2 separate regions of the Homo sapiens genome follow, and region 2 is linked to region 1. The links are chromatin contacts, found by Hi-C or POLR2A ChIA-PET in ENCODE. All regions are on one chromosome and are shown on one strand. Each heading gives the region's core, a stretch centred on a gene start or an enhancer-like site at or near the end of the contact. The rest is flanking DNA. Distances are from core to core; before and after follow the strand shown. Region 1 holds the start of ATCAY (ATCAY kinesin light chain interacting caytaxin). Region 2 has its middle 9.7 kb from the start of MIR637.

What was found. A loop is a pair of places that touch in the nucleus more often than their neighbours do. ChIA-PET counts read pairs that join two places held with the same protein, here RNA polymerase II (POLR2A).
Region 2: POLR2A ChIA-PET joins it to region 1 with 11 read pairs in WTC11. The contact joins the enhancer-like site here to the promoter of ATCAY in region 1. A Hi-C loop is called at or near these places in 1 of 37 single-sample maps with no recorded cell type. POLR2A ChIA-PET finds 5 or more read pairs at or near these places in 12 of 52 experiments (H1, HEK293, HEK293T and 7 more).

Annotation. Positions count from the first base shown.
Region 1 is chr19:3,878,111-3,882,252 of GRCh38, forward strand. ATCAY (ATCAY kinesin light chain interacting caytaxin) reads left to right here and starts at 2,575. Exons shown (of 13, transcript NM_033064.5): 1 at 2,575-2,898. RefSeq lists an enhancer at 2,250-2,780.
Region 2 is chr19:3,949,865-3,953,689 of GRCh38, forward strand. No RefSeq gene overlaps it. Among named protein-coding and RNA genes, the nearest start is that of MIR637, 9.7 kb to the right of the region's middle. RefSeq lists an enhancer at 1,499-2,268. Within about 2 kb of position 1,635, at least 11 of the 41 ENCODE cell types and tissues checked have a DNase peak (open chromatin) inside an H3K27ac peak, as active enhancers do.

The DNA.
Region 1 (4,142 bases), core at 1,325-3,824:
CTCATCGAATCCACCCCTCAGTTAACACAAGTGTCTCTTACAAGACCTCCATTTTCTCCAGCCAGGAGATGGGAAGTCCCAACCTTGTGCTAAAGTCTCTGGGGCCTCTGCTTCCCCATCAGGGCTTTCTGCCTCTGCTGTGGGCAGGTTACCTTTATGCCTCGGAAGAGTGCAGACCTCCATGCAGCGGGTGAGGCTGCCAGCCTAGGTGGGGTGTCATTGAATGTCATGAAGGGAGCCAGCCTTCATGCACTCTGCCTGCGTCTCCTGAACAGCTTTGGACCAGGAGTTGCTACCTTGTGCGGAGAACGTGTGGTGCATAAGAACAACCGAGCCTCTGCTCTTCGAAAATGTATATTCTGGCCAGGTGCGGTGGCTCACGCCTGTAATCCCAACACTTTGGGAGGCCAAGGTGGGCAGGTTGCCTGAGGTCAGGAGTTTAAGACCAGCCTGGCCAACATGGTGAAACCCCGTTTCTACCAAAAATAAAAAAAATAGCTGGGTGTGGTGGTGCATGCCTGTAGTCCCAGATGCTTGGGAGGCTGAGGCATGAGAATCGCTTGAACCTGAGAGGAGGAGGAGGTTGCGGTGAGCTGAGATCACACCACTGCACTCCAGCCTGGGAAACAGAGCAAGTCTCTGTCTCAAAACAAAACAAAACAAAACAAAACCCAGTATATTCTAATAAGGAGGAGCAGAGAATCAACAACAACAACAAAAAAGTGTAAATAATTTCAATTAATAGTAAGTGCTGTGGGTCAGGCACGGTGGCTCACACCTATAATCCCAACATTTTTCGAGGCTGAGATGAGAGGCTCACTTGAGCCCAAGAATTCAAGACCAGCCTGGGCAATAGAGAGATACCCTATTTCTACAAAAATTACACAGATTAGCAGGGCGTGGTGGTAGGAGCCTGTAGTCTCAACCACTGGAGAGAAAGAGGTGTAAGGATCACCTGAGCCCGGGAGTTCAAGACTGCAGCGAGCTGTGATTGTGCCATTGCACTCCAGCCTGGATGACAGGGAAAACTCCTGTTTCTTAAAAAAATAAGTAAATAAAATAAACATTAAAAACAGCAATAGCAAGAAATACATATAGGCCGAGCACAGTGATTCGCACCTCTAATCCCAGCACTTTGGGAGGCCAAGGTGGGCGGATCACCTGAAGTCAGGAGTTCGAGACCAGCCTGGCCAACATGTTGAAACCCCGCCTCTACTAAAAATACAAAAAAAAAATTAGCCAGGTGTGGTGGTGTGTGCCTGTAATCCCAGCTACTTGGGAGGCTGAGGGAGGAGAACCACTTGAACCTGGGAGTCGGAGGTTGCAGTGAGCCAAGATCGCACCACTGTACTCCAGCCTGGCAACAGAGCGAGACTCCACCTAAAAAAAAAAAAAAAAGAAAGAAAGAAAGAAAGAAAGAAAGAAAGAAAGAAAGAAAGAAAGAAAGAAAGAAAGAGAAAGAAACACATAGGGAGCTTTTCTTGTGCCCCAGCACTGTGTTTAGTGCTGTCTATGCATTATCTCATAATGTGGAAAAGCCATAGCGGCTCCATTTCACAGATGAGAAAAACTGAGGCCCGCAGGTGAGATCACTCATGCCCACTGGTCTGCCAGCTGGGGAGTGGCTGGGCTAGAGTTCAAACCCACTTCCAGTCCGACTGCACGGCCTGCACTCTCCACCCTACCATCTTCCACAGTCTCCTTGAATTCCTCCAGGGCGAGGCCACGCCAGCGCACAACTGCAGGGGGCGCCGTTCCCACAGCAGCCCTGCAAAGTGAGTGTGCCTGAGAAACTTCCGCCTCCCCTGCACCCAGCCCTGTTTAGGGCACGAGGCTGAATCAATGGTAAGTGACCATCTAATGGACCCACAACACGGTGACCTGGGGACAGTCATTTCTTTCTTTTTTTTTTTTTTTCTTTGAGACAGAGTCTCCCTCTGCCGCCCAGGCTGCAGTGCAGTGGCGCCATCTCGGCTCACTGCAACCTCCGCCTCCCAGGTTCAAGCGATTCTCCTGCCTCAGCCTCCCGAGTAGCTGGGATTACAGGCGCACGCCACCACGCCTGGCTAATTTTTGTATTTTCAGTAGAAACGGGGTTTCACCATGTTGGCCAGGCTGGTATCGAACTCCTGACTTCAGGTGATCCTCCCTCCTCGGCCTCCGAAAGTGCTGGGATTACAGGCGTGAGCCATGGCATCCGACCTGGGGACAGTCATTTCTTTGCCTGCACAGACTTTTTGGGGGATGCCACCCCTCACCCCTGCTCCCTTTGCAAGGAGAAGTGCCAAGAAGACCTTTCCCAACTCCCCCACCCCCCATTCTCTAAGGAATGAGGCCATCTTGCCATTTATTTATTTATTTGTCCGTTGTTTTGTTTTTAAATCTCTGATGCGCCATCAGAAAATTATTTCTGCCTCTGCCCCTGGCGTGGCTTTCGGAGATGCTTGTCTGTCAGCCAATGGGGAGGATCGGATTCTGGCAGGGGGCTGTGCTTTTCCGTCAGGCCGCCACCCCCCACCCCCTCCTCCCTGCACACAAAAGCAGCATAAATTAACCGTCTTCGGGAAGCCGAGCCTCTGCCAGCCCTGAGCTGGGAAGAAGCAGCTACCTCGGAGGCAGGGCGCGCAGGCGGGCGGCGATGAGAGGGGGCGCAGCCGCAGCCCCGCGCTGGGGAGCCCACCGCTAACCCTGCACCCCACCCACCCCTGCACAAAAGAGCTGGCGGGCGCTGGCCACGTCGCCCTGGGTGACCTTCCTCGGATGCAGAATCCGCCCCTGCGAGCATCCTCTTCCTCCTAGGCTCTGAAGGCCCGGGGAGCGTGAGCGATGCCCAGCTGCACCCGGGCAGGGCTCGCCTTTGTTTGCCAGTAAGGAGGAGAGGCTGTCTCAGCTGCAGAGGTGAGTGCGCGCATCTCCCCTTCTCCCAGGATAAACCGTCTCCCTGGAAGGTTTATCCGGCAGCCTTTGCCGCCTCTAAATCCCTTTCCAGCAGATGGGGCGGGTGGGAGCAGAGAGCCACGGTCTTGTGACTCCGTGAAGGCCCTCACATCCCTGTTCCCGGTACCAGGGAAAACCGTTCCCTGAGCTGCGCCCAGCAACACAGTTTACCTTCCGCGCGCACCGTTCCCCTCTAAGTGCACCATTTTCAGGACACGCTGAGAGCTCGGGCGGATGAAAACCTCAGCTTCTCTCTGGGACGCTGAAATAGACCCATCCTAGCCCTATGTATTTCCTATTTATAACGCTAGGAAGGCCACCAGCCGACGATTTCGGGAAAAAAAAAAAAAAAAAATCTAAGTGTGTCGATAAAGGCTGTCCTGTGGGGTGGGGAGGAAGGGGGTGGTTTATGGTTTAAGACACAGATGCCTCCTCCTTATTGGAACTCGTATGTGATTTGTTAATAATCAGACATCAGGGCTCAAATGAGCGCTTCACTCCCGTTCCTTGATGTCACTGTCTTCTTTTGGCCGTCCCCAAATGCGAAGCCAGGATCTGAGTGCAGGAGTGTCCGGGGCCCACTGAGGACCCACCCCACCCCATCCTTAGAAGACTGTGGAGTCAACGCCTGTGGCTGCAGCTGGCAGGGGGTGGGGGTCGGGGGCGGGGCTGGTGGGAGTGTTCCTGGGGGCTGAGGTCACACCCAGCTCAGTATAAGGAAGGGAGAGGCGAAGACCCCTTCCTCCGGAGAGCAAATGCGTTTCTACTGCCGAGGAGAACTTACCCTCGCGGGAAGGGCCTGGCTGGCTGCTGCCACCGCCCCCCCCCCGACCCCATAGCATCCAGGAGGGATTTTTTTTTTTTCCATGCTGCGTGTTACTGTCCCTCCTCCAAGCATGAATGACGACATTGAGGACAGAGAATCGAGTGAGAAACGCTCACCCTGTACGGGGGAGGGTCTAGTTTTAGCCGTCCCCTCCCCCCACTTCCTCATCTGGCTGAGGCTGCCTCTGGGTCCTTCCTTGCTAAGCCACAGTCCCCTGTCCCCGATGCAAACCCGATATCTATGCTGGGGGGCTGCAGGTAACCTACTCCACAGAGAGGCAGCCTGGATGCCATGAGAGTTGGGGGCCTTAGATGCTTCATGTATTTGGTTTTTTTGAGACAGGGTCTTGCTATCTTGCCCGGGCTGGTCTTAACCTCCT
Region 2 (3,825 bases), core at 385-2,884, 71 kb after region 1:
TTTTATGTAGAGATGGGATCTGTTTCCCAGGCCAGTCTCGAACTCCTGGGCTCAAGGAAGCCTCCCAACTCAGCCTTCCAAAGTGCTGCGATTATAGGCGTGAACCACCTGGGTCATCAGGAAGCCAGTCTGCAGCCCCCTCCCTGCCTGGGAGGCACTGGAGGGTGTGTGCGCAGACAGATGGACAGTCCCTTCCATGGAGAACCTGAACTCCCTGCCCTGCCCTGCCCGCTCCCCTGGGACCACCCAGCCCTGGGACTCTGCCCTCAGGCCCTTCCCCAGAAGTCCTGCTGGCCATGGGAAGAGAGAGGCTGAGACCCACCCGGATGGAAGCAGAGAGGCCCTGGGAGGTGGGGGGGATGAGGTTTTAGTGCCGGCCTCCCCCCAACTCTATTTCAGGCACCCCCACCCCACCCCCAACCATCTGCCACTCACATCAAGTAGTAGTCAGCCGGCCCCTTAATCAGCAGTTACTCCGCTGGCGCCGCCCCCCGCCCCCCACCCCAGGGCCCTACCAGGGCCAAAGCTGTCACCTCCAAGGCCACCGAGCTTGGGTGCCCCAGACTCCCTGCTGCCAGGGCCTTAAGGGGGTGTCCTTGGGGCCAGCTGTGGGCCCAGCTAGGGCCTGGGGGAGAAGCAGGCTGAAGAGGCCAGACAGGATCCACCCTGCACATTCTGGGGGAGCTGCGGGCTCCCGAGAAATGGCCTTGTCTCCTCTCTGCCCCCGTTAAGCTTCTGCAGCATTCAACGAGGTCGAGAAACCACTGAGCTTCCGGGAGGACGAGGGCCCAGCCCCCTCCAAGGTAGGGGAGGGGGTGACAAGGTGGGGGTCCAGCGGCTCTCCAAGCAGGGAACCCGTGAGGTGCAGTCAATCCAAACAGGGCTCATTGAGGACATGGCCTGTAAGTTCTCCCCTAAAGGGACCTTCAAACTATGAAACCCCAGAGAGGGGCGGGAGACCCCAGGACAGCCAGGGGTTGGGGTGGGGAGGGGGCCGGAGGGAGGGAGCCCCCACCTCCGTCCTCGCCATTCGCCTCCCCCCACTGAGGGAGCCACAGCTGTGGCCACATCATCGCAAGACACACATGCATTGTTGGGGTCACCCGGCCTGCGGCGGGATCCCCGGCTCTGTCCCCTTAGATAAGGAGAAGCAGTGAGCAGGCCCAGCCCCCAAACAGCTCAGCCGCTGCCTCCTCCTCCTCTTCCTCCTCCTCCCCACAGCCATCTTCCCTGCTCCTTAGGCAGGGCTGGGCCTGGGCTGTCCTGGAGGCCACCGAACCGCCTGGGACAAGTAGGTACCACCCCGGATCTGTGCTTCGGACGTCCTTTGAGGGGGGATCTCATTTCACCACTGTTCTGTGTCTGACTTCCGGCCGCCGAGCGGGGGCCCGTGTTCTGCACGAGGCTGACCAGGGGGACGGGGGGAGAGATGGTTTTGGTACTTACTTTTCTTTTTGTCTCACAACAGGGGGGTTAAGGTTCTCGGGGGCTGAAGGAGCCGCTTGGGGCTGGCAGGCCTGGCTTTATAGCGGCTGTCACCCTGGACCTGGGCAAAGGCACCGTGGTTATTAATAGTGACCGCAGTTTCATGCCCGTGTATGGTCAAGGCCACGGCAGCTGCGGGCTCTGCTGGACTCAGGCCTCCTCCCAACACCTGCTCCAGGCCCTGACCTGGAGGCGCCAGGCAGCGCTCGCCCCACCCAACGCGACTTGGCAATGACTAAGTCTGAGACCCTAGAATCAAACAAGACTCATAGTTGGGGGCCCTCCAGAGGGTGCCAGGCCCCGCTGCAGCCCTTCCTTCCGCCCTCACCACCATCTTGGGAGGCAGATGGAATCGCTGTCCCCTGGGGAGGGGGAAATGGCAGAGAGGCAGCACCGTTTACCAGGAGCAGAGCCAGGATGTGCTTCAACCCAGGACACATTTTGCAGACAGTGTGTAACTAAATCCAAGCTGCGGCGCAAAGCCTCAAATGCGTGTTCTGTGTCCTGTGCTGCCTTTGCTCAGCCTGGGGAAACCGGGAGGGCCCCGATGGCCTCCTCTGCTCCTGCAGGTGCGTCCCCTAGGCAAAGAGCCCTCCATCCTCAGAGGGGGCTGGGCAGGGTCCTGCTTCTCCTTGAGTCACTTCTGTTCCCTGCTAGCCCTGGAACTCTTCTGCTTTCCTCTTCTCCCCTTCTCCTCTTCTTTTCTTTTTGAGAGAGTCTCACTCTGTTGCCCAGGCTGGAGTGCAGCAGCACAACCGTGGCTCACTGCAACCTCCGCCTCCCGGGTTCAGAATGATTCTCCTACCTCAGCCTCCTGAGTAGCTGGGACTTCAGGTGCCCACCACCACGCCTGGCTAATTTTTTGTATTTTTAGTAGAGACGGGATTTCACCCTGTTAGCCAGGTCGGTCTCAATCTCCTGACCTTGTGATCCACCCGCCTCGGCCTCCCAATGTTCTTGGATTGCAGGCGTGAGCCACCGCACCCGGCCTCTTTTTTTTTAGACGGAGTCTCGCTCTGTCGCCCAGGCTAGAGTGCAGTGGTGCAACCTCGGCTCACTACAACCTCCGCCTCCTGGGTTCAAGTGATTCTCCTGCCTCAGCCTCTGGAGTAGCTGGGATTATAGGCGCCCGCCACCACACCTGGCTAATTTTTTGTATTTTTATTAGAGACAAGAATTTCACCATGTGGTTCAGGCTGGTCTCGAACTTCTGACCTCAGGTGATCCACCCGCCTCGGCCTCCCAAAGTGCCGGTTCTGTTCTTTTTTTTTTTTTTTTTTTTGAGACAGAGTTTTGCTCTTGTTGCCCAGGCTATAGCGCAGTGGTGCGATCGCAGCTTACCACAACCTCCACTTCCCGGGTTCAAGCAATTCTCCTGCCTCAGCCTCCCGAATAGCTGGGGTTACAGGCATGCACCACCACGCCCAGCTAAATTTTTTATTTTTACTAGAGACAAGGTTTCTCCATGTTGGTCAGGCTGGTCTCAAACTCCCGACCTCAGGTGATCTGCCCACCTCGGCCTCCCAAAGTGTTGGGATTATAGGCGTGAGGCACTGTGGCCGGCCTGCTTTTTTCTTTTCTTTTCTTCCACCCCTCCCTTGCCCTCTCCTCCCCTCTCTTCCCCTTGCCTTCTCTCTTCTTTTTCTCTTCTCTTCTCTTTTTTTCTTTTTTCTTTTCTTTTCTTTTCTGACAGGGTCTCACTCTGTCACCCAGGCTGCAGTGCAGTGATATAATCACAGCTCACTGCAGCCTTGACCGCCTGGGCTCAAGTGATCCTCCCGCCTCAGCTTCCTGAGTAGCTGGGATTGCAGGCATGAGCCACCACACCCAGCTAATGTTCTAATTTTTTGTAGACACAGGGTCTCCCCAGGTTGCCCAGTCTGGCCTGCAACTCTCGGGCCCAAGCAATCCTCCCGCCTCAGCCTCCCACAGTGCTGAGATGACAGGCGTGAGCCACCGCACCCGGCCTGAAATTTTCTCAACAGGCCGATCATCTCTTCTCTGGGGAAGCGGAGGCCCCCTCACCCTCTCATTACTGCAAAGCCTGCCTCCCACGGTCCCTGGCTGTGTGCTGTGTTCCTGAGCGCAGCCCAGAGTTGGGGGGGACCCTGCGTGGTGTGGGGTGTTCCCTCCCCCGCGACGTCTATCTTATCTGTCCAGCACCTGAGGTCCTGTGTTCAACCAGCCCCATGACCTTTCTCTGATGCCCCAGGGTTGAGTCACAGCCAAGCTATGGCCTGAACCCAGCTTGCCTTGTCCTGGAGGTCACGCCTGGCCCAGCAGCTGCAGGGGGGCGGGGGGGGGGACCCGCACGCGACAACCCTGCCCAAGAGCAGCAGC